Linked DNA regions of Mus musculus: regions 1 and 3 are each linked to region 2. A link is a loop called in an ENCODE intact Hi-C map of the cell type or tissue named here. Cell type or tissue: heart. All regions are shown on one strand. Links, peaks and the distances in the headings refer to the core of each region. The heading gives the core; the rest is flanking DNA.

The links. A loop is a pair of places that touch in the nucleus more often than their neighbours do. Peaks named below come from ENCODE experiments on the same cell type or tissue, not always from the same donor. Only the 100,000 strongest peaks of a DNase experiment are listed, where the experiment ranks them.
Region 1: it touches region 2 in a loop (3-fold over the local background); 9 of 42 quality-filtered maps call a loop at or near these places.
Region 3: it touches region 2 in a loop (5-fold over the local background); 16 of 42 quality-filtered maps call a loop at or near these places.

Annotation. Positions count from the first base shown.
Region 1 is chr2:68,558,726-68,569,083 of GRCm38, forward strand. No RefSeq gene overlaps it. Among named protein-coding and RNA genes, the nearest start is that of Gm36002, 18 kb to the right of the region's middle. In heart, for the core only: a CTCF peak has its summit at 4,784 (motif pointing right); no DNase peak of the experiment used is centred there.
Region 2 is chr2:68,359,697-68,370,054 of GRCm38, forward strand. It overlaps Stk39 (serine/threonine kinase 39), which reads right to left. Exons shown (of 18, transcript NM_016866.2): 6 at 9,300-9,409; 7 at 8,701-8,802; 8 at 6,378-6,511. Among named protein-coding and RNA genes, the nearest start is that of Stk39, 110 kb to the right of the region's middle. In heart, for the core only: CTCF peaks have their summits at 4,973 (motif pointing right) and 6,547; no DNase peak of the experiment used is centred there; H3K4me3 peaks cover 1,110 bases; H3K27ac peaks cover 3,376 bases.
Region 3 is chr2:68,752,671-68,763,028 of GRCm38, forward strand. No RefSeq gene overlaps it. Among named protein-coding and RNA genes, the nearest start is that of Gm36174, 65 kb to the right of the region's middle. In heart, for the core only: a CTCF peak has its summit at 4,352 (motif pointing left); no DNase peak of the experiment used is centred there; H3K27me3 peaks cover 325 bases.

The DNA of each region.
Region 1 (10,358 bases), core at 1,608-9,607, 200 kb after region 2:
CTGGGAAAGTGTCCAACTCACAGATGCAAACGGTTCAGGGATGTCTTCCTCTTTCCATACTGGATGGTTTCATGTGCCTCAGCTTTTGGCTGCCTTTTGATAGAACCTAAGGCCCAAGGTTCAGCGTTTCTCTTAGGCTTTCTGTGACTCCTTAATGGGACATAATATAATTTCTTATTCTCACCCCCAATATTTTGCCTCCAGGCTTTGAAGAAGGTAGAGCCCTTTCACTGGGGTCCATAAGCTTTGGTGTTATTACTAATGGTTATAGTATAACCTAGAAGAAGCTAAAAAGCAATAAAAGGATGCTCGTCAAGTCTCCAGTGCTCATATTTGCAGCTACCAGCGTGCCAGTTCCCAGATGACAGTATCTCTTCTCATATATCCCTACTTCTATATACCATGCATCACTGCAATAGGTAATATTGACATAATTAGGTCATATCATTAATAGTATATGCTTTTACCTTTATCTCTGACAAAGCACAGAAGTTTAGAAAAGACTGTGAATTTAATTAGACCGGGTAACTCAAAATTGCCACATAAAATTATTTTTAAAAGATAGATGTAAGATATCCTACTTTGTATAATAGATAAACTAAGATGTGTTGGGTAGGCTACTCAGTCTACACTGAATGTATTACGTACTTGAAGAACAAAACCAAATACATACACACATATACCAATAATAACACAAAGCTCTGAGTAATAGGAGTTGAAACAGAAGGTGAGAGAAAAAAAACCCTCATGTTCCTAACTCAGAATCCTCTGCACAGTATACACTTAGTCTGGGCAGAGAACACCTGATTTGGGAAATGGCAACATATAACTTCAAAATGAAATAATGAAAGAGCATTCCCACAAACCAAGAAATGCTTAATACAATGAATTCACTAACTTCAATGTGACCCTTAGATGGGAAGGATCTAGACAATATGCAGTGATCCTCTTATCTTTGGGGTTCATTTGGAGTTACCCCTCTATTGCATAACTGGAATGGGTGTATTCACTCCAGAGCTTTATGTATCTTGTGTTATCCCCAAAAGAAAATACCCATGAGAAAGCTCAAGTCTCTGAGTCACCCAGACTCACAATAACTAACAATAATTTTCATTTAAATACTTGATGGGTTCTTGTGGCCAGCATGACTACGGACGATACTTTGGGACCATTATTGAGTCAACTCAGAATTATTTGAACACAAGTATTATGAAATGGTGACTGCCAACTGATAACCACAGAGCTTACGAAGCCTTACTTGTGACAAGATTTTTTTTCCCTATATGTACACATCCATGAGAATGTTTAATCTATAAATTAGACAGCAAGAGATGAACTACCGAGACATCCAACTCACAATAACTAACAGTAGAAAATTCCAGCAATATGCTATAATAAAGTTTGATGACTATGGTCTTTTCAATCTCAAATTTTGCTATTGTATTTCAGTCAACATTTTCCCCTGTCTTCATTAAGTGTGATACTGTCATTTTCTGCTCAAAGGAAACACTGTGGCATCTCTTGGCATACTGGGTTTCCAACACCATTATTGTATCTTTAGTGACATTTTTTGAGTCAACACCATAGTATTTGAACATACGCAGCAGGGTATTGAGATGGGCAATTGATAGTAAAGATGGCTACATATCGCTAGTTTAATGGGTAGCATCTGCAGTGGAGATGTGCAGACAAATGGGGCTTCATGTCCAGATATGACATAGCAGGACAGAACGTGATCTCACCCTCCCACTTACAGTGACAAGGTTTAAGATTTCAGAATTTGGTTCTAGAGCTTTCCTTTTCTTATTTTCAGATTGCAGTTGACCTTACTCCCCTGCCTCCATGGGTGAGTAGAACCATTGTGTGTATTTCTCTATATGCAGAAAAATACTCAGAAATACATACTTAGCTCGGAGATATCTCAATTTGGAAGGCAGGTAAGGGAAGACTTTTATTTTGTACTTTATTTTTCTACAAACAAAACCCCAATGTTCATGTCTTAAATGTTATCAATATTAGTTTAGTTATCTTCGTAATGTTAGGTATGCATTTCATCTCACTAGCTGTACAGGTGCAGTATGGGGCAATTAGCCAGACCCTTAGTGCTTGCATCTCTCTGTCTTTCTGTGTTGCCCAGTGCACAGCAGCCTGTAGAGACGAGATGTGCAAATAGTTTGCAAGGATTCTGAGCAAATTACATCCTTTCTTTTTCTCTTTTATAGAAATGACAGTCCGAGTGCCTCAGGGAGGGGCTGCTGTGGAGGGTGGAGGAATGATTCAGACAGTGTTTAAAAACAGCCCTCACTTGCACAAATAGAAAGCCAGTGCCAGCTCTGACATAACAGCTCCTCTTCCCTACAATTTTCTTCTTGTTCTCTCCCCCATCCTTTATCTACCAGACTCCTTAGTATTTATTTTAACACGACATTATCTCTACAAAATGCCCAGAAGTTATTGTGCTGCTTCAGGGTAGGAACGGCCCCCATTTTCATGTTCCCTTCAGTCCTAGTTAATGGCGGGTGTCTGACCATTAGCATCTGATGTCAGACACTCCAGTTGGCCATTCTCTCCTTTCTCAACACAAGAGGCCCACCATATGGAAATTAATAACAGATCATCAGTGATTCCATACGATCTTGCTCTGAACCTTTCTGTCATGTGGCATTGCTTCGGTGACAAAAACCTTTCCAACAAAATAATACATATGAAGGATTTGAAGTGCCTTGGCTTACTGACAAAAGTTCCTATCTATTTTTAAAGTTAACAACAAAGTGAACTTTAAATGCATGTCTATTTTAAAGCACACAAAATTTTGTTTAATGACATGTAGACAGAAGAATACCTTGTGTATATACTTAATTCAAATACATTAAATCAAACTTTTCTTACTCTAAGTCCTGGCTACCTTAAGTCACTCTAGACTGGAATCTCAGATATTTGTTAACTGCTCAGAGTGTTCCTTGATGGTCTTTCCTCAGTGTAAAGAGCAGTGAGTTGATGGTAGACTCCAGCAACTCCAGTAACTGAAGTCCACATGGGCACTGCCTACTGTAGCTGCCCACAGAGGGATCTGCACAGAGCAAAGTCAGGCAGCCTCACATTGAGGTGAGGACCTGTCTCATCCCCAGCCTCCCATACAGATGCTCACACGTGAGATACCGTGGGCCACACGGAGAATGTTCTGGGAGCTTCAGTTTCAGATGCTCTGTGTTCTGTGTTTCCCCAGACCTAAACTAAGGAAGAGTTTCTCAAGGAGACACCTGCTCCCACTGCCATCTTTGTGTTCATCCTCTTTGGAGATGAAGCTCAACAGAGACAACTAACCTGGACCCATGGGGCTCTCAGAGTCTGAATCACCAACCAAAGAACAAACAAGGGCTAGACCTAGGCCTCACCTCTCATATGTAGCAGACGTGTATCTCGTTTTCACGTGAGTCCTGGACAACTGGAACGGGGGCTATCTCAAAAGCTGTTGCTGGTCTGTGGAATATGGTCTTCTAGCTGGGCTGCCTTGTCTGGCCTCAGTGAGAGAGGAAGCGCCTAACCCCACAGAGGGATGAAGCGAGAAGGTGGGCTGGGTGGGATACCAGGGAGTACTCCACCCACTCAGAGGAGAAGGGGAGGAGGATGGGAGGATTGTAGAAGGGGGTGACAGGAAGGGGAGTGAGATGTAAAGTGAATAGGTAAAAAAAATTCATTAAAAAAAGAAGAAGCTGAGTGTGGGAATATGGAAGAGCAGATGTGGTGCTGGAGAAAATGGAAACACTTGATTCCTGACCTTTAAATCTAGGTTCCTGGAAATGGACTCTGCCATAATTTAGTGCTGTCTGTAAGGCATCCTCCCTAAGGCTTACCCTGGATGCTTTATTGCCATAATAATTATAGTCATTTTTATTTATTGCTCCTTGTATGCCTAATTGCTATAAAGCACAATAAAATTATGCACACCATCCAACATATCATATTAACTAAGATTTTATTCCATTTTTTAACCAGATTACATTCATTCCCAGTTGCATGTTGTTATTTGTGTAGCTCAGTTCTGTAAAACTTTAACAGAGAAAAGCCATTCTCAGAAGCTAAATCAAAGTAGGGAACCTTAGGAGCAACTACAGGAAATTGAGTTTCGTTTATCTATGTAAAACCATTTGAGTTTCAAGAATCCTCTTTCCGATTTTCTTTTTTTTTTTTTTTTTTTTTTTTTTTTTAATGCTTCTCCATGGGCCTGGCAGGAGACGCTCTTCTTTGGTAGGATTCTGAGCTTATGTGGTCTGATTTCAATTTTTTTTTCTCAAAAGTATTTGACTAACCTGACTTAGTTCACTATATCTAGTGCAACTAGCTGTGGATAGTTCGTGGGAGACATCAATGAGAAAAAGCAGGAAGAATTTGTAAGGTGGTAGGGTTGGGTGACATTGATGAAACTCTTGGAGCCTGTCAGTAGAGCAGCAGAAGGAATGGTGCACAGACCTTATCCCATAGAGTCACAAAGACTGACAGCAGAGACCTGTGTAAATAAAATTCATCATTATTAAGATTACCTCCTGGGTCATTAAGTCTTTTGGATTTGTTTGCTTTTTACTTTGTTTGAGGATTTTTGATCTTGTGTCATCACAAAATATATACAATACACATAAATATCTATGCAAAAATTTTGGAGACTTTCAGGAAAATAGGTCAAAGAACTTTCATTTATTTATGTTGTCCCAAACGCTGACCAAAGGGTACTTCCACATATGCGACCCTGTTTGGACAACCTTTGAAATTTGGCATGTAATATTTTAAGAATCCAGCAGAGGGCAGGCCTCTCAAACGTAAATGCTTTGTGCCAGGGTGATCCAAGTGGGTTACCAAGAGCTGATTGTTGCTTAGGTAGAAGCTGTTGGCTTTCAGAGATCAGTGTTACTCTTAAGAAGTTAAAAGTAAGGAAATACTGTTAAGCCCTAGATGAATTCATGGTTGTGCAGCCACAGGTTTTGTTTTTTTTTCTCTCTCTTCTCTCAGTTTCAGTTTTTGCTTTTACTTCAAACCCTCTATCAACTTTCCCACTTCTTTGCCCCATTATGACAACCTACCCTCAGACTTGCCAACTTTAGATGCCCCAGTACAGGGGAACGCCAGGGCCAAAAAGGGGAAGTGGGTGGGTAGGGGATGGGGGTGGGTGGGTATGGGAGACCTTTGGGATAGCATTGAAAATGTAAACGAGGAAAATAACTAATAAAAAAATAAAAAAAAAAAAGAAAATAAAGCATTGCAAACAAATGATCAAACAAAAAAAAAACCACCCACAAAATCAAAGTCTTAAGGAATTGTTTCTCTCTGAGGACATGAGTGTGATGTCAGTCCAAAGACAACTTCAGTTGCCAAGACGTAAGTTAGGACAAGTGGGGACCGAGTGCTTTAAAGAAAGGATATTGAACGTGGACAGATCTGCCTTTGGATTTTTTTTTCTTTGTTTCAAGACACTGCTAGCTCCATAAGCCGTTGGTAGTTCTGTGGCTCTGGGGGAGTTACTAAATAGTGTTCTCTTCGATTAGGAAAGCCGGATAACCTGCTTTAGAGCTCCCCAGGACAAAGAGAACAGCTGTATGAGTAGCGTCTAACATCGGGCACAGAAAACACCTTCAATGTGATTATCATAATAAATACCTTATTCCAGTGATATTACACTCATTCATTATCACAGGCATATGAGCCTATATTGCTTTATTATTACCCTTTTCATAATGGCCCACCCTCTCTCACATGACAGGCAGTCTCTGGGGGCATCACTGTAAGATCTGAACTGTAGGAAGAGGGCACGTTTTTTTTCATGGGGAGCTGATACATTAAGAGCAAGTATGGAAGGAAAAGGGCCAACATGGAGACTGGTCTGCTCTCTTATGGAAATTAGTTGATGGAGCTGGAGCTATTGAAACCGGAACATATCCCGTCTGTGGGAAATGTAAGAGCTGTGTTTATATATGTGAAGAAATCGGATCCAGAGGGTCTAGACACGAGGCTAATGCTGCAGAGCAATTGGGCTTTGTTTTCGGCTGTTAGCTGCCAAGGAGAGTCTCTGCCCCCACCTCAGCTTATGTCTATTTCTCAGCAAGGGGGTTCTTGAAGCTAATGTAGTGACAGGCTGAGGTTGTTTCTTAAGGGAGCTTATGAGTCCAGAAAAGACACAAAAAGGTCCCGAGTCAGTGACACAATTTCCTAATTTGTCCTTCCCTCTTAGCAGAATGCTTGAAGGAACCAGGCTTTCTTCAAGAGGTAGCTGTTGGCCTTTCTGCTTGGATGAGAAGGTGCCCTGGGTCTCTGAAGCCCAGGAACCACACAGTTTTGAGGTAGGACAGTGTCCCAAAGGAAAAGCATCCTGAGACAGGAGAGTCCCGGAACCACATAGCTCTAAGAGGAAGCCTCCTCAGCAGAGGCTGTGCAGCTCTCAGGGGAGCGGATCCCCAGCTGGGCTCTGGAGCTTCGGAGCCTCAGCTCCGCGCCTTCTCTTTGCTTCTTTTCTTCTCTTCATTGCTTCTTGTCGTCTTCCGAGACTCACACCAGGCATGAAATCTCATAAAAGAGATTTATTGGAGGTACCAGGGTTCCTCTGCTCATAGAAGGTTCCTATGCTCCAAGGAAGCACGGTGCTTATACAGCGGCTTTGGCAGGGTGTGTGACACTTTCTTGGGTGGAGATTTCTAGGGTGAGGATCGGTGGGATTTCAAGTTCTGAGCTTAGGGGATTGGTGGACTTTCCTGTTCAAGGATTGGTGGGTTTTTGTGAGACGTTCAGGGATTGGTGGGTTTTCCTATTCAGGGATTGGTGGCTTTTATTCAAACCTTTCTCCTAAAATTAGCATGCCTTTTGGGAGGGTCCTGTTGAGGGGTTGGAGATGACCTTTGTGACAGTTACAGAGGCTGTACCGTCCTTATGACAGTTAGATCTGGGGGAGGGGCCTGGCTTCTGGAGCTCCTGGGGTGAGGTGGCAGGGATGGCCATTTTACTGCCTTGAAGGTGTACAAAGTTTACAAAGTTTACAAAGGGAGTCCACAGAAGGGAAAGCCTTTCCTGCCGCTTGAGTGGCTTGAATATCCCATAGTAGAAGTTTGTGATACACAGCACCCTGCAGGTCTAAGCCTCTTCTGCCTGGCCTGAGCATAATAACATAAGCCCTGTGTTACTAAAGCTGGCAACCTCCACCTTCAGTGGCTGCAGCAGACACACACAACTGTTTAGCCCCAGTGGACTGCATCCAGCATTCAGCTATGAGAGGCAGTGGAAGGCCATTGGTGAAAGTGCAGCCTCAGTTGCAGTTGATGGCCCAGGACTGAATTGGTCATGAGAAGGAGTTGAGGCTTGGCACCATGAAGAGAGCCTAGGAGAGGCTATTGGTGAAGCCTAGTTACAGTGGAAAACAGCAGCGTTTTGGAAATGCCAGTACCATGAGATGACCACCAAGAACAGCAGCAGCAGTGGAGTACAGGCAGCTGGAGCCTAGAAGACAAGATATGTGCTACAAAGGGCATGGCTGGGGAAGTGACCCAAGCCCTTGGAGAAGCCTAGAAGATCGTGAGTTGGATCCCAGACATTGGACAGTTGGAGTTTAATTTTTGCTTTTGATTGTGACTGTACCCTGATATTTTTCCCTCTTGAAGGAGGAAAATATTTTAGTGAAGTCCGCAGTTAAGAGACTTAATTGTAAAGACTTTGGATTTTAAGAGAGATTGAAATTGTAATAATTTGTAAAGACTGTGGGACTTTTAAAGTTATTTAAGATCTTGGCTAGTTTTGTGTCAACTTGACACAGCTGGAGTTATCACAGAGAAACGAGCTTCAGTTGAGGAAATGCCTCCATGAGATCCAGCTGTAAGGCATTTTCTCAATAAGTGATCAAGGGGGAAAGGCCCCTTGTGGGTGGAACCATCTCTGGGCTGGTAATCTTGTTTCTATAAGAGAGCAGGCTGAGCAAGCCAGGGGAAGCAAGACAGTAAGGAACATCCCTCCATGGTCTCTGCATCAGCTCCTGCTTCCTGACCTGCTTGAGTTCCAGTCCTGACTTCCTTGGTGATGAACAGCAATGTGGAAGCGTAAGCCTAATAAACCCTTTCCTCCTCAACTTTCTTCTTGGTCATGATGTTTGTGCAGGAATAGAAACCCTGACTAAGACACCTACCATAAAGGGCACCTATCTTTCTGACCATTGGACGTTAGAAGGTTTGGGAGCTGCCTAGGTTACTATACTTCTAGAAGTAAATGCTAGTCTGAAAAATTAAGTGATTAAACATTCAAAGCATTTTCTTTTTTTAATTGAAAAGGTCACAAGCGATCACATTTAAAAGGAACTTGAGTCTGAGAGGCAGGCTCTGCCTTGAAGGTGATTAGAAGGGCTTGTCCCACAGAGATGGAAAGTGGAGCATTGCAGGCAGGACAACAGGATGATGCTGATCAAGGAGAATCTCATTCCGAAATTCTAAGGCTGAAAGAATTTCCCAAGTGAGGAGTTAAAGAGGGCAGGAGCTGGTTAGCAACTCCACAGGATTCCATCAGATTCCCTGTCACTGGCTAACAAGAAGTTTGGGAGTCCTCAGAATATGCAACTCAGAAAAGAGCAGCAGGCTTCCTCTGCCCCCAGCCCTCATGATGCTCACAATGGTCTCTCAGTTTAAAGAGTCGCTCATTCACACACATTTTCTTTTGTTAGGAGAAAAGGATTTTTTTAGAAATTAAATGCACACATTAAGATGCACACGTTAAACACTAATGTGTATGAATGGCACTAATAACAGAGAAAGCCGGAAATTTTCACTCTTAGGAGTCTACAGGTACCTGCCAAACTTGTGTTCATACCAATGTTTTTCCTTGATTAATTGAAACATAATTCTGTCATTTCCCCTCCCTTTCTTCCTTTCTGCCCCTTCTGTTTTCCCCTCTAAATCTCAAGGCTTACTCTTCTTTATTGGTGTTACATATACAAATAAATGAAAAATTATAGAACTACAAGCTTTTGCGTCTATTCAATATTGTCTGCACACCAATGTTTCTAGGGCTGACCACTTGTAATTGTATATCTGTCTCAGAGTTTCTCTTGCTGCCATGAGACACCATGACCAAAGAGCAAGTTAGGCTTACACTTCCATAATGCAGTGCATCATAGAAGGAAGTCGGAACAGGAACTCTAACAGGGCAGGAACCTGGAGGCAGGAGCTGGTGCAGAGGCCATGGAGGAGTGCATTTGGCTTGATCTCAGTGGTTTGCTAGGTCTGCTTTCTTAACGAACCCAGGATCACTAGCCAGGCGATGGCAGCACCCACAATGGGCTGGCCCCTCCCCATCAATTACTAACCAAGAAATGCCTTACAGTTGGACCTTATAGAGACCTTTTTCTCAATTGAGACGCCCTCCTTTCAGGTAACACTAGCTTGTGTTAGTGATGTAAGATTAGCTAGCACAATAACCAATCACAAGGCTCATCCCTAGGAAGACTAGTTTTCCTTCTCTCCGCAGTTGTTAATTGCTTGTAGCTCTTCACTAAAACATAAACTTGACAGTAAACAAATCTGTAGCATGTCTTCAAACTCACTGAGACTAAACAACTCATTACCGAATGATGAATGGGTCACAGAAGAAACCAAGAAAAACGTATTTCCTGTAACTAAAAACGCAATTCAAGAAAACGTCTTTAACTGCCCCTAGAACTACACGGAGGGCCTCATTTAAGGGAATATAAGTGGCCTCTCAAGCTCCCCCCCCCCATATTCAGATTCTACACATGCGCAGTAAGCACCTTCCTGGCTGGCACACAGGACAGCCCTCCAAGTTGAATGTGCGCCCGCACCTGGCACGAGCCTGGGTACCGGCTAGTTTGTGTTTACCAGCGTTGCTTGGCTACCGCGTTGCCAACTGCTCCTGCAGTTGACAGTTCCTGTATCCACACGGAACTTTCCTGCTATATGACCTTGTGGCGAGACTTGGCTCTGGGTTTTCTTCGATATCAAAATCTTTAGGCGCTGGCTTACTATAAGCTTCCATTCTGGGTTTAGGGGGCCCTTTTTTACCATAGTCTTTTTTGGGTTGGGGATGTGAGAGAAGCTTAACGGGAGGGGAGGGAAGGAACCTTCGAAGCAGACATTTACCATGCAGATGCTCTTCCACAAAAAACAAAGGACCCCCCTGGGCTTCTGTGATGGCCTGCATAATACCTTTGTGGGATTTGGGAGCAAGGATGAGAGAGGGTGCCGACCGCCCAAATATCATGCCAGCTATGCACCTTATTATCCAATCCACAAGGCCGCAAGCACGGGTGACGTAGCCACAGTAAAGAGCTTTATTGAACGGGGAGTTTTTGCCATGGAGCAAACAGATTGGAAGTACAGGTA
Region 2 (10,358 bases), core at 1,559-9,558:
TCTCATCATGCAAATGAACGGTGTCTAAACTGCCCATAAAATTACACATTTAGAAACATTCCCAATTGCGGAGTTTGGATAGGAGATGCATAACTGGTTGAGTTTGTAAATACTCCAAAGTTCACAGTTTGGATCTGTCCTTCTCAAGCTCCGCTTTCACGGAGGCGACCGATGGGCCAGAACATTAACACTGATGCTAAGTGTAACTGCTTGGTCCCCAGGCTCCAAAGCTCAACACTGGAAGGCCTGCCTTCTCCACAGCAATTAGCCAGTGTCGTGCTGAGTGGCGTCTTGGCGTGCTGTATGGATATCTTGTTGCTGAAACCCTTCCCCTGTGGTTTACCATTTTTGCCTTAAATATTTCACAGGAGGTAGCCGGACATTGATTTCCTACTTTTAGCATTCCTTCTATGTTCAACTGACAATCGTCCATAAAGAATAGCTTCCTTTGTCAATACTCCCTTAATTAGGAATCCATTTCCTATCAGCTTTCTCTATTTGTGTCTGTACAAAGGGGGAAAAAAGCTGCCCTAATTATGCTCATCCAGATAAGGCTAGACATGTTGGTCAATGGAGCAGCACTCACCTAACATCCAGCAGGTTATGTCCTACTGCTACCATAAGAGAAGGAAAGGGGGGGAAGGAAGAGGAAGGAAGTAGGAGTATGGGGTGAAGGGTAGGTTGCAGGAGAATCTTCAGGATGATAGAGGAAAAGGGAGAAGAGATGAGGGAAGCATTCTAGATCAAAATAGACATAAAATTCAAAGCCAAACACAGCTCATTATCCTTGATCAAACACTGGGTTTGGAAAGGAAGCAGCAAAAATTACAAAAGACATTTAGAAATACATAAGTTGACCACAGAGAAGAAGCCTGTAAAAAATATATATATATATATATAAATATATATATATATATATACATACACACACACACACACATATATATATATATTTATGTATGTATATATATACTGCTCATTTTCTGAAGTGATCACGTGATCACAAGGAAAAACATCATGATCACGTGGGCACATGACCTTGTTTGGAAGAAACACGTAGTGAAGCATGGTCTCTTACTTTCAAATAATTCAGTAAATAAACAGAACACCCAGAGGATGGGGACGCTCACCGTGATGGAATGGGGGGCGGGGGACTGGAGCAAACACTGAGCTACTGCCCACGTTTTCTGTGTGTTGTAAAATTTTCATAATGGCAAATGGGAAGGGAGACGAAAGCATCATGGGATATTAATATTTTCACAGGCTAGCTAAAGTACAAAGAGAATGATACTGGGGTGAGAGTACAAGGGTAGAAAGTGTCCTTGTGCCTAGAATGATAGGCAGCTACTGCTAAAATGTGCCAGCACCTGCCTTAGTCTGACAGTCAAAATCTGTATTTCTGTGCAAGGCAGATTTTTAGTGTTACCACTTTTTCCTTTCAATTTCAAGAATGCTAGTTATAAAATCCTTCTCAAACAAGCCCAAGTCATGCATCCACTAAAACAGTTGCTAATTGATATCTGCTTTGATTAAATAAAGGTCTAAGCAACAGGAGGGCCATATCCCTTGGCAAACTCATTAAATGCATGAGTCTACATCTTGTTTAAAAACAAAGAACTTGGAGATGAGAAAGGACTTAGTCATTTTACATAATGCATCGATTACCATTCTGCTGTATATTTATTCGTCTTGCTCATCAGTCTGTGCTGCCTACCCTCAGAGGTAGCAACCAAACCAAGCTCAATGATCCCAAAGTCTATCTCCGTCAACCTCGTGCAATTCTGCCTTCAACTACGTTGGGGTTCTTACCTGTCCCTTGTTAGATTGTGACAACGCAGGCAGTGCTTTTCTTGACTCAAAACTTTTCACATAACCAACTAGTACACCTTGCTCATTAGTCAAGAAACAATTCAGAAGACAACTTCTTTGGGCACTCTCCCCCACCTTGCCTGAGTAGGTCTCTTTGCTGGGAACTGCTGCTGCTCGCTTGGGAGCTGGGCTTTTCCCACTCCTCTTCTCAATTCATCTCAGTCTATGATCCCTGTCCATGATAGCTCCACTTAGTCATGTCACAAGCCCTTCCAAGGCAAAGGAGCCTGTAGAATTCATTTTTATATTCCCAGTGCCTGACACAGAACAGTGGGCTACTGTAGCTTAATTTCACACCCCAGCGTGAAGTGAAGGCAATGCTGGTAGACATTTGAGCGCAGGACTGTAACTCCTGCGGCTAAGTTTAGCCAGCACTGAGGCCTAAGCATCTGCTAGTCACAGTGAGGAAGAGCAGAGGGGGGTGGGAGGGGAGGCACTAAAATTAAGGCTCTGGCTAGCAAAACAAAGAACGGGAAGAGGGGAGGTGCCTATCTGGGGACCCAAAATGATTTTCCCTTTCCCCAGTAACCCCTCGTTCCCCTAGTACACGCCAAAGGTCAAATGTTAAACTAAGGTAGAGAGAAGGCTGCAGAATACTGGACTAACCTTGAGAAATGGAACTAGGAAAATTCTTTCCTTTCTTGAGAAAGGTCATTTCTATGGCAACCAAAAATATAAAGGGGGAAAGCATATTGCAGAGAAAATCTTTTTCTGCCCCCTCCACTCCACCCTTACCCTTCATTACAATGACACCATAAGGTAAGGGAGGGATGGCTTAAAAAATTCTTTTTTCTTTCTTTCTTTCTTTTTTTTTTAAATAGGCACAATTGTTAAGTTGCAGGTCACTCTACTCCAAATACAGAGAACAATTCAACAGCAGGTCACTGGTTTGTACTGAAGTCAGCTCCAAGTGTTCATAGCTTTAGAGTAAAACCACACATCTGTCAAGCTCCCTCCATGAGAAAGTAGGGGAATGGGAAAGCAGGAGAAATGAGGGGAAGGAAGGAAGGAAGGAATGTGTGAGGCAGGCTGAGGTGCCTGTTGCCTGCTGAACTCAGCTTCACAGAAACAACCACAAAACGCTCTGTGCAGCTTGTAACCCTGCCTGCCTTCTGAGTTCTACTGGAGCAAGGGATCTTCATGCCCACCTCTCACGTGGCTGCTAACCACCACATAGCAGTGCATAGGTAATGTAACAGGGAACCCTGTTTTACAAGAAATGCTAAAAATGCTACCAGCCCCTGAAATAGTCCAGGCTATGAGTGATGACTGAGTCTGAAGTCTGTAAAAACAATGCAGCACTCAAGTACCTACATCATTGAAGAAAATCCCTCAACAGATTCCTCCAATACAAATGGATGGGCCAAAGTCCACAGAGACTCAAATGAATCTCAAAGGACTCAGGATTGAGTGTTATAAAGTCAAAACAGTTCTAACAACATGCTTTAATAAACTCCAGCACCTTACTTACCTCAGGCAGAACTGCTATGCATGGCTCTCCCGCCCTCCCTAGGCAAAGTAATATTCCAGTCTATCTCATTTCTGACAGATCTATCTATGTAACAGTAACCACTGCTCCCTCCCAGCCCCCAGTGCTCAAAGTAATTGTTCACTCTTCCTATAGGCTGCCATCATTTACGAGTATGTTAAACTATACGGTCAAGGTTCATTTTATTAGGAAATAACAATGATAGTCTGCTATGCAAAGCACAAACCTCTATGGGGCACAGGGCTCCTACACCTCAACTCTGTGTCAAGAGGAGGGTGCAGAGTCCAGCATGGGAGTGCAGGAGGAGATATGTCTTGGTTATCCCTGCACCGTGGCTGTCACTGGTTGTCATGCCTCAGCACTAGGTAGGGCTTTGCTGCCTGTCAACTGCATAAGACTGCAGGGAGAGCTAATGCAGGCAACACAAATCTCGCAAGAATTGCCAGTTTTCTTGCAACTCCTAAACCCTCTTGAACCTGGTTGCTGTTCCTGAAACTCTCTTCAGAGGATTTAAATCACCTCTAGACAGCAAACTCCCATGAGTCTCCTCATATAAAGAAGAACGTGTGTCCTTCTAAAAGCCTGAATTTGTTGTATAAATCAACAAAAGCCTATCGTGTAACAGTGGTTTTAAAAGATACAGCATTAGCGTCCTGTGATTAGTAACAAAAGGGCAGCGATTCTTCTTACAAATGATGAAGGCAGTCTCTATATCCTGAGTTCTGGGGCTCACCCCTGGCTCTGCGGGCAACTCTCGGGTGTCACTCCACCACATCCTCAGAACGATCCTTTGATCGACAATTACTACACCCATTAGATAGACAAAGAAATTAAGTCATGAGAATGAGAAAAAAAAATAGAGCTCGGAATCCCGCTAGGTATTGAATCACTACAGAAAGAGAATGGAAAGAAAAAAGTAAGAGAGAGAGAAAGCAGAAAGCCTTAAACAGCATGAACAGAAAAGACGGACTAAAAGTTCTCTGGAAACATCACCAAAATGTCAAAATTTTGTCATGTGCATAAATGCTTATTTGTTTATTTCATGCTGGCTGTGTTTTAAGTTATACGTTATATCAACAATAATTCTTTTTCTACACTCGCAATCCTGATGACTGTTTGTGTGTTTGTCTGTGCTCGTCCTCACATCCATCTTCAACGTCTTTCCCTTTTCATGAACAGGCAGAGCCTCTGGGGAGGGGGTGCAGCACTAATGCTCTGTCACTCCTCCAGCTGAGAACAGCTGCATATACCTTGCGTGCAAGGAGGCCTCACCTGCTCACACAGGCTAAACAGCTGGGGAGGGAGAGGCTTCCTGCACACATCAACCCTAACTCGAGGCTGCCTCACAAAAGCTCCGCCTCTCTTCTCTCTGGCTCACTGTCTCACTGAGGGACAAGCTGTCTCACACACAGGGGATCAGGATTCAGAACTCACACAGTGTGGAACACCTGGAAAAGTCTCTACGTTTCTCAAGAAACCAAACCGTTTAAATGTCTGTTAAATACACTGCACTGAAATCTAACTTCTTTGGATTAAATCACAAACCTGTCACTTCATCACACTAGCAAGTCGACCCTGGGGAACCACTTTCAGAGCTGGGTGGCATTACTTGTCACAGCCACTAGGTGGAACCTCAACTTATTCCAGAATGCCAGAGGCTGTCAGTAAAGACAGAGAACTAAGCAGAAATGCAAGGTTATCTCGAACCAGGTGAGGAGGGAGGCTCAACCACTTCTCTGTCACGTCATTTTTTTCCCTTGTGGCAATGACGCCCCTCCAACAAGGAAAGGATAAGCAGAACCCGGAGAACAAAGTTAAAATCTAAGAGCATTGTCACCAAAAGGAGAGTGGCAAGTAAGGCCAGGGCAAGATCACTGGAGGAAGACTAACCCCAAAACACCAAAGGGAAGGAAGGACAGGAGAAACACTGGGCACAAACAGCCTGTGCGGATTATTGGTGGGAAATAATTAAAAACTCACAATAGCAAATAGTCCCAAAATACCACAGAGGTTGCTTGTAAGTTAAAGTCTCGCCTAACTGACCGTAATGCTGCTTAAAGAAAAAAAAGTTTAAAAGCTTAATCCATTGAAGAATTTATGACTGGAATAAAGCAGTGCCTTATAACAACAGGGTCCCATCCCTGAATGGGGAACTTTCAGAATATTATTATTTATTATTATTATTATTATTATTATTATTATATCTAAGCAAAACATCAGCACCTTGGGGAACGTATGATAGACTATCCAGGACTGTTAGAGAGATGCCAAATCTATACAAGGCATAGGCTTGCCGCTGATGCGCAGCACTAAAACTCTCCTGTAGATGATAAAGGGTTCTGGGTTCCACTGTCTATGCCAGGGGTATTTCAAAGTCCCGGGATTAAAAAGGAAGAAACAGATTCAAAATGACAGTTGTTCCCGTGCAGGGCAGTAACATTAAGACTACAGAGTAAACACTAAGTTCATTTAAAGCCATTTGCTTCCGCTCACAGGATTAATCTTTCTAGGTAAACTTTCATCTGCTGCTAATCTGTTAATGGCACAGACAACTTGTTCTGCAACTAAAAGGAAGCGCATGCAAAATTCAGTAACTTGGCCTGGTTTAGACTGGAGCTAGCCGGATGTCCTGGGAGGTCAGCTCAGCCTACCTAGTGCAGGTTGCAAGCTCGGCTGCCCTCGCCCCTGCCAGCGTCTTCTGACATCTGCTTTGTCACTTTCTCTTGGTGACAGTACCTACTTGCCTACCCCAAGCAAGCAGGATCAATTCTTCCTCCACCTCCATGGCTTCTTCTTCCCCCCTCACCCTCCTCCAGTCCTGCCCCCTCCCCCTAGTGCTACACCGGCTTCTCCCCCACCCCCACTCCCCACCCCCCACCCCCCCCCGCAGCCTCAGGCTTCCTCCCACTAACAGGATGGTGCACAGAGGCCAGACTTAATGTAGGTTCTTCTCATCCACAAACACAGCTTTGCGGAAACTCAAAGGCCGGCACTCGCTCCCACTCCAAAAGTGGCATACCTTTTGGAAGGATCTTTCTGAAGACACAGTGACAGTAACTTTCTGAAGGACTTGCCGTATTTTTTCATCATTTCTTTATCCTCTACACCAGTTTCTAAAGTGGGCGGGTCATTTTGCAAAGTCAGCATTAGCACCTGCAGCCAAAACAAAGGAGGAGCCGCCCTCTGTTGAATGACGGTGGAAGTTTCAGCGTTTCCACACAAAGCACTGCAGACGTGCTTCCCCCATGACTTTAATGGTCCTAAGGTCGCGTGCTGAAAGGGACACACTTTTCCTAGCATATCTGCCCACGCCCTCCTTATCCTTTGGGTTATTCTCAATGACAGAACTTATAAAATTTGTTCTGTGCGTTAAGAATGGTCTCTCAAAGCCACAGGAAAAAATCTTTCCTGGGAAGTCGCTGGCTCTCCCGGGACCTCAGGGAACACGTAGCTGCAGCACAGGCTGATTGGGAAAGAGTGGTGGTCAGGAGACAAAGGGACATTCAAGTGTGAAGGCCATTCATAAGCAAAGAACCTGATATACTCCCCCCCCACCCCCCATCCCCCACCCCCCCGCCCCCGCAACATATCAGCAGCAGCCCTAAAAATAAAGCCAGGGCTTCCCAGGAGGTAAAGGGAACACAACATGAGAAAACTGCTATAGGGGACTGGTTAAAAAAAATGAATAAGATACTGATGGTCGGGATCATAATCATAAGTTACAAAAAAAACTAAACAAAGTACAGTTTCAAGTCAAAAAGGAAATAATTCAACTTTCACACTAAGCGGAGCATTTATTTAAAAGCGAGTAGACTGTATAGCATGCTATTGACCTACAAAATGAATGAACCTCCTTAATGCATAAATCAGGCCTAATTTATGCAAATGCTCTATGTGTCAAGACTCCTTTGGAAGACTTTGAGGCGTGTGAATAGATGGATGTTAAAAGTGACTGTTGTCTGTGAAGACAACAGCCAGAAGGAGAATGTGGCTTCCTGTGAGCTCCTGAAAGAAGTTCCCGGTGAGCGACAAGCTGGGATTAACAAGTGCCTCTCCAGACTCATGTGGGAAAAACAGGGGAGACCGGGAGACAAAGAAACAGAGAACATAAATGATGGATAAAGGATGAGGTTCTCGAGTTCCTCTGGTATATGTTCCATTAAAAAAAAAAAATCTCTTCTATGTTTTACATGTCAACGTCAAATTTTCTGCTTAAAAAAGATCATCAAGAGGTGCACATACATGCATTGAGTATATCATTGACATTTTAACTATATTAAAATCTTAGACAGAAATAGGCATAAAACAGGGTGTGGGGCGTACACTCAGCAATACTATCTGCTCTGCCTGAGGAAGTCCTGGGAAAACCATTAAAAAAAATAGGGTTTATTTTTTGTTTTGTTTTGTTTTGTTTTGAAGTAGGAAAGTAACACCACTAAAACATTAACAGAGATCATTTGTTCTTTGCTCTTTCTATTGGCACTATGAAGTTTCCTACAATAAGAAAGTACATGGAGGTGCGGGTGGGGGTGGGGGGCGGGGGAGTTTGGAAAACAAACAGGGTTCAATCCCAAACCTCACATTCCCTAAGCACTGGCTCTATCCCTAGGCTCCACCCCCACTGCACATTTTATAAACACCGCTAGAGTTAGTGGATCTATTTATGAACAGATTTCTGTCCTTTTAAAATTTCTAAAGACGAAAAGTTGAAAAATAAAACCAGCATAGACCAGAGTTTTGATGAAACATCTTCATCATTTGCCCTGAACAACGGCAGCCTCAAGACAAAGTCTACTTGGGGGAAATTAGAAACGCTGCCGCTATCTCAGAGGTAGAGCAGATAGGAGAATAACAAAAACCTGAAAATAGTACCCAAAGTATATGGTGCCTCAAAACACCGTGACTCACTCCATCAGATGAGCCACAACACCACGCTCTGGGCGCGGGCTCAAAATGGAATAGACGATCTTTATTTTCGAAAGAAAAAAGGAAGCAGCCTGGGACCCATCTGCAAATGGAACAGCCCTCACTCTAATACACTCTTAGACCGTGCTGGGAGACCTAAGATCATCCTGCTCTTTCAGGAGTCGGTAAGGCAGAGGCAGGCAGCTAGCTGCTCGACACTGCACTGAGGCAGAGCGCCTGGCATGCACCAGTTCTGTCAACTCAGCACTAGAGAACGTGAGTCAGCCTTCAACTTGGCCGAATTCCCCCGAAAACCCTCACAAGTCTAAGCAAAAAATAAGCATGTTCAGGAGATCTGAAGAAGCTATGCCCCCCCATCCCCACCCTCCACCAACCCATCACAGTCCCAACCCTACGAGTCTCCCCAGCGTCATTACTTTCATTGGAGGGTATTTGTGGTAAGGCGCTGCTCCGGTTGCTAATTCAATGGCAGTTATTCCAAAACTCCACATATCAGCCTTGAAGTCATAGCCTCTCACCTAAAAAGGAAAAAGAAGATGAAGAAAACAAATCACTCACAATCATGTAGCAGGCCTGTTACACATCAGTACATCTACTACTGTGTCAGATAGCCAAAGCTGTTTATAAAATGTCAGTGTGGCTTGCTAAGGGCTAGCTAGCAATCAGGAATTTAAATCTACACTGTATGTATGACATGTTCTACGATAATAATTGATTGAAATGAAATATTAACACCTGCATGCAGTGCATCAGATCTGTGTTATGTTAGATTAATTAGACACATTCAATATAGCTATATTAGCCAGGCGTTGTGGCACACGCCTTTAATCCCAGCACTTGGGAGGCAGAGGCAGGCGGATTTCTGAGTTCGAGGCCAGCCTGGTCTACAAAGTGAGTTCCAGGACAGCCAGGGCTACACAGAGAAACCCTGTCTCGAAAAAAAAAAAAAAAAAAAAAAGCTATATTAGTGATATGTATTCCTGTACTATAACAACCAAGGTAATATTTTTTTTACCTGTTCCATGACTTCAGGGGCCATCCAACATGGGGTACCAACAAATGTTTTTCTGACTTTATTCCGTGTAACATCACCCCCTGTGGCTAAGAATGCGCTTACTCCAAAATCTGAAAACAACAACAACAACAAAAAATCCACCTTATTTTATGTTCCACGTGGCTCATCAATTCTGATATCAATTCCCATCTCTCCCTGCTGAGCCCTAGGTAGTGATGGATGGGCTGTAAACACACTCGTGGAGCGTCTCAGAAATATGCCAGGCTTGCCCTGCTGTCTGCCACCTGCCATTCTCTACCCTGCAGAGCATGCTATCAGAGGCCATGGGCCAGGCAAGCTCACCAAACCATAGGATGTTTTCTACTAAACAGGTACAAAAAGTCGCCGTTTCCTTTAATTGCACTGAAAACATAAACACATTTCAAAATCCCAGAATAGAAAATGTCTTGGGTTTTATCTAAACTCTTTTGAAGTAAGAGCAGTATGTAATAGAGTTATCTTTATATTTTATTGTGGTTTTTTAGCCCATTTAATTCTAAGTTACCAATGTCCAAATGTTAATTTTACAAAGAAAAAAAAAAGAATTCATCCCATACCATCATGTCCTAGACTAAATAGTATATATTAATACCTTGGCCAAAATCATACAAGCACGCCAACATATCAGGTGCCCAACGCTCACAACAAGCTTAAGTTTGTCCTTAAGCAAGTGGCTGCTCAAAGGAAGGGCTGAGTCAGCAAAGACTGGTTCCCTCCCCGCTCCCCCTTTGTTCCCTTAGTGTTTCCTGGATAATTTTCATTAAGTGTGGATGGAATGATATGTAGAATTAAATGTATCTCTTACTCTACTTCATTGATTAGGTACATGTGTGTGTGAGGACGTGTGTCTGTGTGTGTGCCTGCTTGTGTTGTGCACTTAAGTTTATCCAGTGTAGGAGTGTATGCACATGCTGTACTTGTGGAGGTCAGAGGTCACTTGTCAGAGTTGCTTCTCATCTTCCACAGTATCAAGGCTGCTTCTGCAGTGCTAGAGACTACAGCTCCCTGGCAAGCCGCAGA
Region 3 (10,358 bases), core at 959-8,958, 390 kb after region 2:
CTGGAATGAAGCCTACTTAATCATGATGGATGGTTGTTTTGAGGTGTTGTCCCTACGGGACTGATTGTCACAGTCCTTTCCATGGGATATTGTGGTCACATGTTCCCAGACAGGAACCTGGTCTGGAGTAGATTTAAATGCCTGCCATTCTCAATGATAAGAATTGCCAGGGTCCCTGAATCCACTTGACCTTACTGGGTTTTCTGTCTGGTGGCACGGTTCACTGCCCCACAATGCCCATGTAGCAGAATAACAGTAGTAATTTCTTCTGTGAGGCTTGGAACCTAACCAGCCATGGTTCTGGCTCAATTAATTCGTACCAGGAACGGTGTCCATATTATAAACAGAAAGTGATTGGATGCTCCCTTAACACTTCTGCCACTACTACAACAGTGGGCTTAAGTTGCCAAGCCATTCGTTAGTGTGACTCCAAGCTTCACCGCTGGATTATACTGATGATGACCTTTTCGTCCAGTAGTCTACATAGAACCTTCCAGCATCGTGAAAGCTGACCAATAGCAACAAAGCGACCCGGTTAATAGGAACCTGACTTGTCCATATCCTGTGAGCATATGTCAGATATATGGTGTCTTCAGCAACAAGTTACCACCAAGTTCTGAAAAATAACCAACAGGAATGACAACAGCCTGTAGTACTTTGGGGAGGGCCCTTGGAACTCACTGACTAAGGACTCAAAACCAAGTAATCCATACCTGCTGGTGGGCTTTTTATTTAATGACCAATTGTATCTGGTTAGGCTTTTCCCCATCCCGTTCGTTATAGGGTAACTCAAATCAAACCCCTTTTGTATATGTGTATGTTTTTGAAAGCTCCCACAAGTAGTAGGTTTCTATACAGCATTTCAAAGCTCTTTAGCATTAGTTGTCCCTCCTCAGTCTTGCCTTCCCAACCCCTACCCTACTAATACTACCTGTTTCATTATCTCACTTCCTCTCTTCACACCACCTCAGTTGTAATGCCTTTCCTTTAAATAAACCCCCAAGGTCTCTCACCAGTCTCCTGTTTTCTATGGTGTACTCCGATTCAAACAGTCATCTCTAAAGAGCAGAGCTAGCCTGAAGAACATGGGCTGGAGAGATGACGAGTCAGCTGTTGATGGCACTTAGTGCTGGTACAAAGGACTCGGAACCTGTATGGTGGCTCAAAATCTTCTGTAACTCCAGTTCCAGGTTATCTGATAACTATTCTGGGCCTCCTGGGACTCCTACATGTGCTCAGTCATTCAGGCACACACATAAACACATAAAGTAAAAGAATAAATACTAAGGAAAAAAACTTCACCCAAAGTACCAAACCTTTACGCATGAGCCTTTGGGAACATATAAGAGCTGATCCATCACACGCTATTGTAAATACAACTACTTTCTTCGATTTTTTTTTCTGTGATGGTGTTTATTGGTGTATGCAGAAATGAAAGTTTTTTTCTTGACCTCATATATCTTGAAGTTTTGCAGGACTTATTTGTTAGTACCAGAAGTTACAATGAGTATCCTTTGGGAATCTTTTGGGTCCTAGGATATCAAGTCCTCTGTAAGTAGAGACATGCTGACTATTTCTGTTCAATCTTGGAAGTATTTACTATGGTCCTTGTTTAATTTATCTAGCTAGAATTTCAAATACTATGTAAACCCCAGAGGTAAAAGTAGACATTTAGAAAGATGTGGATTTTGCAGAGAGCTTTGAGACTTTAGTGTCATAAAAAATGTGCATATAAATGATGCAAATAATTAGCATTATGTGTATTTCACAATATTTTTTCAAAATCAAATGGAGTAAATGATAAATGATAATAAATATAACAGTACCAGATAAAGACCCAGTGAAGGCAAATGCTTTTGCAGCATATTAAGGGAGAAGTGAAAAACTGGATGTGTTTTGAATAACCAGAAAAGTGACAAGCCACTGTCATTGGGTTGGACACTGCCTTACAAATCCATTTGTAGTGAGAAAGCCAAGGCTCTGATTACATTTCCTCCCCCACCCCTTTCTGTCCCCAAACTAAGATCCAGTCTGGATTTATTAACCCAATACTCACATCTAACCTAAACCATTATCTAGACCAAGAAAGCAACATGAGTATTCAACATCACCAGTGTGCTCACAGTTGTCCTACATTCTTCTAGATCCTCTGAAGGAGCTCCAAAGAGATAAGCCACATGAAGGGACTCAACCTATTGCTGAAGTAACATTACCTTTCTTTGAGATATTTGTGTGGTGTTCTTGGATTCTGTCCTCTCTAATCAAGTTTCGGCATGTCAATCTGAACATGTGTATTACATAGGACATATACAATTTCCTTTGTGGAGGAAGATCAGAGAATGCTTGTTATATACTGATACCTGAATCAAGAGGGCATTCATATATGTTTCCTTACCTATAAAAGCAGGAAAGTGAATATTCCTTTACTGGCATATTTTCCTGATTGGAAAATAACATATTGTATTGGGGTCCATAGAACAAGCTTGTGATCACTGTTATTTGAGAAATGAAAGCAAAAGGACCATAATTTCCAGACTTGCCTGCCTTCAGCCCATGTTCAAGACCAGCATGGGACCCTTTCTTAGAAAGAAATGGTTGGGGATATATCTGAGTGGTGAAGCACTGACTAACACAAACAAAACTCTACGTTCAATTCCAGTACCACCTAATGTGCTTGAATTATAGTAAAAAACGTGTGTGTGTGTGTGTGTGTGTGTGTGTGTGTGTGTGTGTGTGTGTGTGTAGGATTAGCATGTAGAGTTAACAGGACTTATGACTTTCAGCAATGAGATTGGGCTTTGGTGTGTGGTTTACTGCAAATGCATGATGGATGACTGATTTTTACTAGCCCTTTTCCTGTATTTGAAGAAATAGAATTAGATGTAATGGTAAAAGTTAGATACTTAGATGTGACTTGTTTCACCTAGTGACGTAGCATTTGGCACAGTAAGAGGCAAGCATAAATCTGTTTTAGTGTCCATACAAGGGTACTTTTACTGTTTGCTCTGAGCATACCAGATTCCAATCTAAGGTAAGATCAAGGTGTTTCCCCTTGTTTAATACTAGACATGATGGTAGTCACATTGTGACTTGCTAAGGCTTAGAATTTTTTTTGTTTCATATACATTCATGTTTTAACATTTATACCCATGAAAGTATATTTATCCAAAGGGTGTCTAGTCACTGCTGTCCTAGATGACTTGTTTTTGTGTCTCTGTCTATCTGAAGCAGCTCTGTCCTTCTGTCTAACCAGTATTGCCCCACAATTTATCAGAAAGCTTCTCCAAGCCTCTCATACCTTGATTTGGTTTAGCCTGGGTTGAAGTTTAGAGCAGAATGAGTACATTATTTTTATCAACGCCTTCCATCAAAATACATGAACCACAATTACCTACTTCTTTATTATGGTCTATAAATACCGCAGAAATTTCATTTTTCACTATAGATTTGAGTTTACATGTTGAAAAGGGTCCATCCCTCAGAAGGCTCCTGCCTGAGGCAGTGGCCATGCCCTGGTTCAGGTCTGAGAGCCCACTTGGGGTCTTTGGCCTTGGAGACAACCATAACGGAGTTTTCCCAGACACTGTGGCTCAGCCAAGGACTGGTTCCGGAGCCCAAGAAGGTACAGGTCCATCCACACTTCAGAGGAGTATCTACATGCCAGTGTCATGGCTGCACTGTCCCCTAGACACCCCAGCTCCTAGGCTACTGCACAACCTGAGCCAGAAATTAGTGGTCACTGTGGCAGCTGCAGTCCCTGGCATTCCTGTATGGAGCATGCTAAGATGAAAGCCACATGCCCCTCTGATACCCAGGTTCGTGTGGAATCTTGTAACTGCAGGAGCCTCTGGATGAAATGGAAACCTAACACAGAAGCTCTGGAATGCATCTATAGGGTTTCCGGGGCAGAATCTGAGGGCACAGGAATCGCATGCCTGGGAACTGGGCTGGATCTCAGTTGTGAGGCTATCCTGGAGCCCCTAGTCCACATTCAGAACTTTGCGGGGGGGGGGGATAAAGGCTCACAGGACAGTTTTCAGGGCTCTAAGAATCAACAACAGCCTTAGACCTCCCAGGGAAAGACACACACACACACACACACACACACACACACACACAGTTCTAGCAAGCTGGAACTTGGCTAGGGACTGGGATCTTTTCGGAGAACATGGAGGATACAAACATTTCCTGTCTTCCTCATTTCAAACCTACCCTGAGGTCCTTCCAAGAAGACTCTAGTCTAAGAGGAAGGTCAATGACTCAGTAAGTATCCCATTCTCCTAGTCCGCTACAGTAAGATGGGAGAAACAGGACCAAAATTATGCCTGTGCTGCCCTCTGCTGCTCTTTCTGAGATCTGTCACCGTGTAATTCTCTGTTGTCTGTCCTCAGTGAGTCCTGCTTTGTGACAGAGGGCTGACCTTTGGAGACAGAGCTGCATCCCCTTCCCCCTCCCCGCCCACTTAGTACCTTGTCGACTTTAAATATTTGGACTACTTTAAAGCTTTCTGGACTACGTGCAGAGAATATATTCTGAAGAACTCTGTATGTGTTCTAGGTTTCTAGGCAGGCCCTGTGGGATGGGGTCAGGGCTGAGTGAGACCTGATGTTCGAGGAGTTCAAAAAAAGAGCAAAGCTATTCCAGTAGAATGGAAAAGTCAGCATAGAGAAGGGATAAGAATATGTTTTGAAGGATGGATTGGAAGAGGCTGGCACAGAGAGGCTATTTCAGCTGGTGAGTGACATGCAAAAGCTCCACAAAGTGAGCCACTGCCAGGGTGGCAGGGGCAGAAGGAGCAGGCTATGGATATGGAGGGAGTTGAGTTCTATGGTGTAGTAGCAGGGAACCACGGAAGGCTTTAGATCAGAGGTAACATGGAATGTAGAAGAACGAGGACCAGCTTTCCATGTGACATCTACTTATCATCCTGACGGGATGGGAGATGTCACAGATGTGAATATCACTAGCTCTAACCTTAACCCCTTCCCCAGACCCCTATCTAGTCACTTGGAGACACTGCTGGAGTTGTTAGTGTCTGTTCCAAGACCTTGACACTAAAAATTTTTCATGGTTAATATTTCAAACTCGGTTTATTGAGACAAAAGTTCAAAGCTCTATTATGCCCTTTAAAATGAGGCTTAAACCTTTCTTATGTTCTACCACCACCTCCTCACTCAATGCACCTCTCCCATAGACATCTTTCCTGACTTCTGCAGGTACTCCAAGTCTAACACAAAACTCATGATTCAAAGCTGGGAGTCACATATGCACATGCAGTATTTGCATCATTTGGTATAAGTGTTACAGAAAAAGAGGAAGAATAGAAGGAAGAGAAGAAGAAAAGAAGAAGAAGAAGGAGGAGGAGAAGAAGAAGAAGAAGAAGAAGAAGAAGAAGAAGAAGAAGAAGAAGAAGAAGAAGAAGAGGAGGAGGAGGAGGAGGAGGAGGAAGGAGGAAAAAGAGGAAGAAGGGGAGGAGGGGGAGGAGAGGGGGAGTAGCAACAACAATTTGAGGGAGAGTACAGGCAGAGAGGCAGGGGCATCTGAACTTAGGACATGAACAGCAGACTGAATTGGCCATGGGAAGAGAAGGTAAAGGGGAGAGGGACAGAAAGTATCCAGGAACAGTGGCCAAGAAGCAAAAAGGCAAAAGATAAAAGGGGGAAACAAGTGTTTAACCAAAATGGTTAGGTTATGAAGGGAAGAGCAGCTGGGGAAAGGGTAACCAAGACTCTGGGCTGGAGAAGGGGAGGGAGGGAGCAGGGCATGCCAGCCAGGTGGAGCCAGAGTCCACTTAGATGTGCTCATAGATGCCTCAGTTAGTTCTCTGTCCTGAGTTTGAGAACTAACACTTTTCTGTTTCGTCCTTTACCTTCGATTTTCATGATTTCATTTTTCTTTGCAGCTGAATGGAATTCCATCGTATCTACGTACACAGTGTTCTTATCCGTTCATCAGTCTGTCTGTGGACTTCTAGGTTAACTGCTTTTCCTAGTTTTAGTAAATAGAGGTAGAAGGAACATGAATATGCAAGCATATTCTCTGTGCTAGGATATAGAGTCTTTGGGGAATATGTCTAGGGTGCTATAGCTGGGTCACATGGTAGTTTTACTTCTAGGGGAGGGTTTTTTTTTCGTTTGTGTTTAAAACATCTAGACTGATTTCCAAGATGGCTCCACGGGTTTACATTCCCACCAACAGTGTGTGAGAGTCGATAAGGAGTCCTCTCAAGTCAGGGCAAACTAAAAAGTCGGTTAACTGCAGGGACAGAGCACATGCCAATTTTAAGAGGGAGGAAGGGAGGAAGCTGCCTTCCTACCAGAAGTGGAATGGATCCAAGGTGGGCCTCCAGTGGCCTAATCTGCATCTTGCACTGGACAATAAGAAAACCAGGCCAGGCGGTGGTAGCACATGCCTTTAATCCCAGCACTCGGGAGGCAGAGGCAGGCGGATTTCTGAGTTTGAGGCCAGCCTGGTCTACAAAGTGAGTTCCAGGACAGCCAGGGCTATACAGAGAAACCCTGTCTTGAAAAAAACAAAAACAAAAACAAAACAAAAAAAAAGATTATCAGTGTTTCTAGGAGAGAAATTATTTTATCAGTAAGTATATTTTTAAATTTTCAAAATAGAAAAAACTCTTTGAAGTTCTAGAGCTTTCAGGTGTGCTGTGAAGCTGCTAGTGTGTGCTCTCTCCAGTTTCTTTTTGGAGGCACTCAGAGTTATGAGTTTTCCTCTTACCACTGCGTTTATTGTGTTCAAGTTTTGGAATGATGTGTCTTCATTTTCATTAAATTCTAAAAAGCTTTTAATTTCTTTATTTCTCCCTTGACCAAGTTATCATTGAGTAGAGTGTTATTCAGCTTCCATGTGTATGTGTGCTTTCTGATATTTTTGTTGATATTTAAGACCAGCCTTAGTCCATGGTGATCTGATAAGGTGCATGGGACTATTTCAATCTTCTTGTATCTGTTGGTGCCTTTTTGTGACCAATTCTATGGACTATTTTGGAAAAAGTACCGTGAGGTGCTGAGAAGATGATATATTCTTTTGCTTTAGGATGAAATGTTCTATAAATATCTGTAGATTATTTTGGTTCATAACTTCTGTTAGTTTCACTGTGTCTCTGTTTAGTTTCTGTTTCTATTGATTGCTGAGAGTGGGATGTTGAAGTCTTCCACTATTATTGTATGGGGTGGGATGTGTGCTTTGAGCTTTAGTAAAGTCTCTGTTATGAATGTGGCTGCCCTTGCATTTGGAGCATAGATGTCCAGAATTGAGAGATCTTCTTGATAGATTTTTATTTGACTAGTATGAAGTATCCTTCCTTATCTTTTTTGATAACTTTTGGTTGAAAGTTGATGTTATTCAAGATTAGAATGGCTACTCAAGCTTGTTTCTTGGGACCGTTTGCTTAGAAAATTGTTTTCTAACCTTTTACTCTGAGGTAGTGTCTGTCTTTGTCACTTAGGTACATTTCCTGTATGCAACGAAATGTTGGGTCCTGTTTATGTGTCCAGTCTGTTGTTTTGTTTTGTTTTGTTTTGTTTTGTTTTGTTTTCTTGAGCCTCACAGCACAAGAAATTTGTGCATTTATTAGTGTGGTCTAAATATTAGCTGAAAAATATCTGTTCCCTTCATTTTTTATAAAGGCTATTTTACTTGTTATTTATACAAGAGATAAGGAAGTGATTCACTGTTGCTGTTGCCAATCACAGGCTTTATATCTTCAGTACTATAGAGCTCAGGTTAATGTCACAAGAAGTCCTTACAGAACCATGGACTGTGCCTTCAGGTACAAACTGACAAGTTGCTGAGGGGCTCCTTTCATTCAAAATCTGCAAGTTTACTTATAAAGCCAGTCCTCACAGGGTTTTATCTGAGTTCCATGTAGGCTGATGCGGACCCCCTCTCCATCGTTCCTCCTCCCTGGCTCTCCCTCTACCCCTCCTCCCCACAACACTCTTTACCACTTTAACGCAACCCTCTGCTCTAAATGCCTTCCATATTTGTTAATTTATTTAGTTTGTCAACAAGACCAACCAGCATTGTAGCTATTAAAAGTTCAGCAATGAACTATAAGAAAATATACAAAATACATTTAATGGTAAGAATATGTTAGAAAGAAAAGGCAAATTCAGGTGGGCAGTGCCATTTGCATTTTATCTACTTCTATCAATATCTTAAATTGTATGTTTATATTCATTTTCCTCATTTGAGCTGCTAGTCCCTGAGGACAAGAGCTGTGTCCAGTATCTTAAGGTAATAATCAAAGTTTTAACAGTGGACACAGCAGAAGTACTAGCTAGTGTCCAGTCTGTTAGTCTATGTCTTTTGGGGGGAAGTGAGCCCATTGATATTAAGAGATATTAAGGAAAGGTGATTGTTACTTCCTGTTATTTTTGTAGCTAGAGATGTATTTATGTTTGTGTGGCTATCTTCTTTTGGGTTTTTTTAAGGATTACTTTCTTGCTTTTTCTAGGGTGTAGTTTCCCTCCTTGTGTTGGTATTTTCCACCTATTATCCTTTGTAGGGCTAGATTTATGGAAAGATATTTTGTAAAATTGGTTTTGTCATGGAAAATCTTGGTTTCTCTGCCCATGGTAATTGAGAGTTTTGCTGGGTATAGTAGCCTGAGCTGGCAACTGTGTTCTCATAGGGTCTGTATGACATCTGCCCAGGATCTTCTAGCTTTTATAGTTTCTGGTGAGAAGTCTGGTGTAATTCTGATACACCAGAATTATTTGTTACTTGGCCTTTTTTCCTTACTGCTTTTAATATTCTTTCTTTGTTTTTTGCATTTGGTGTTTTGATTATTATGTGACAGGATGACTATTTTTCTGGTTCAGTCTATTTGGAGTTCTGTAGGCTTTTTGTTTGTTCATGGGCATCTCTTTCTTTAAGTTAGGGAGGTTTTCATCCATAATTTTGTTGAAGATATTTACTGGCCCTTTAAGTTGTGAATCTTCACTCTCTTTTATACCTATTATCCTTAGGTTTGGTCTTCTCATTGTGTCCTGGATTTCCTGGATATTTTGGGTTATTAGCTTTTTGCTTTTTGCTTTTTCTTTAACTGTTGTGTCAATGTTTTCTACAGTATCTTCTGCACCTGAGATTCTCTCTTCTACTTCTTGGATTCTGTTGGTGATGCTTGCATCTATAACTCATGATCTCTTTCCTAGGTTTTCTAACTCCAGGGTTGACTCACTTTGTGATTTCTTTATTGTTTCTATTTCCATTTTTAGGTCTTGGATGGTTTTGTTCATTTCCTTTGTCTGTTTGATTGTGTTTTCCTGTAATTCTTTAAGGAATTTTTGTGTTTCTTCTTTAAGGGCTTCTAGCTGTTTACCTGTGTTCTCCTGTATGTCTTTAAGGAAGTTATTTATGTCCTTCTTAGAGTCCTCTATCATCATCATAAGAAGTAATGTTAGATCTGAATCTTGCTTTTTCGGTGTGATGATGTATCCAGGACTTGCTATGGTGGGAGAGTTGGGTTCTGATGATGCCAAGTAACCTTGGTTTCTGTTGCTTATGTCCTTACACTTGCCTCCTGCCATCTGATTATCTCTAGTGCTACCTGCCCTCGCTATATCTGACTGGAGCCTCTCCTTCCTGTGATCCTCCTGTGTCAGAACTCCTCAGAGTTCAGCTGTCTGTAACCCTGTGATTCTAGGATCCTGTGATCCTGTGATCCTGAGTGTGTCATAGCTCCTGAGATTCAAGTTGCCTATGGCACCCTAAGATCCTAGTGTGACCAAGCTCCTGGGGTCCTGGGAACCTATGATCCTGTGGTACTAGGCGTGTTAGAGCACCTGGGAGTGGAGCTTCTTCTGGGTGTTGTGGGACTGGCTACAGAGTCCAAGGTCTGCTCAGAGCACTAGCCCAAAGGAACCCATGCCACTGGTCAGGCAGAGCTCCTGAGTGCCTTAATTAGTTTTTTATGTTTCTCTCTCTCTCTCTTTCTCTGTCTCTCTCTCTCTCTCTCTCTCTCTCTCTCTCTGTGTGTGTGGGGGGGTGTGGGTGTGGGTGTGGGTGTCCTTCATACATTCTAGACACTGACCCTCTGATGAACATATAGATTCCAAAGATTTTTCTCCCATTCAATTCTCTGCCTCTTTACTTGATTGATAGTTTCCTTTGCTGTATAGAATGTTTTCTATTGAGGAGCCTTCTGGGATCCTAAGGTCATCCTGCCTTCCCTTGGATCTGCCCACCACCCAGCTTGTCTGCTTGGGACAACCTGCAGAGGTGGGTGACTTGAACAGTCCCTGGGCACCACTGTCTAGCTCTGGCCTTGTTCTGTGGTCTGGAGAAGTCCCAAGGGACCCTGAGAGTGTAACCTCCCTGTGGTAACCTTCGGGAAC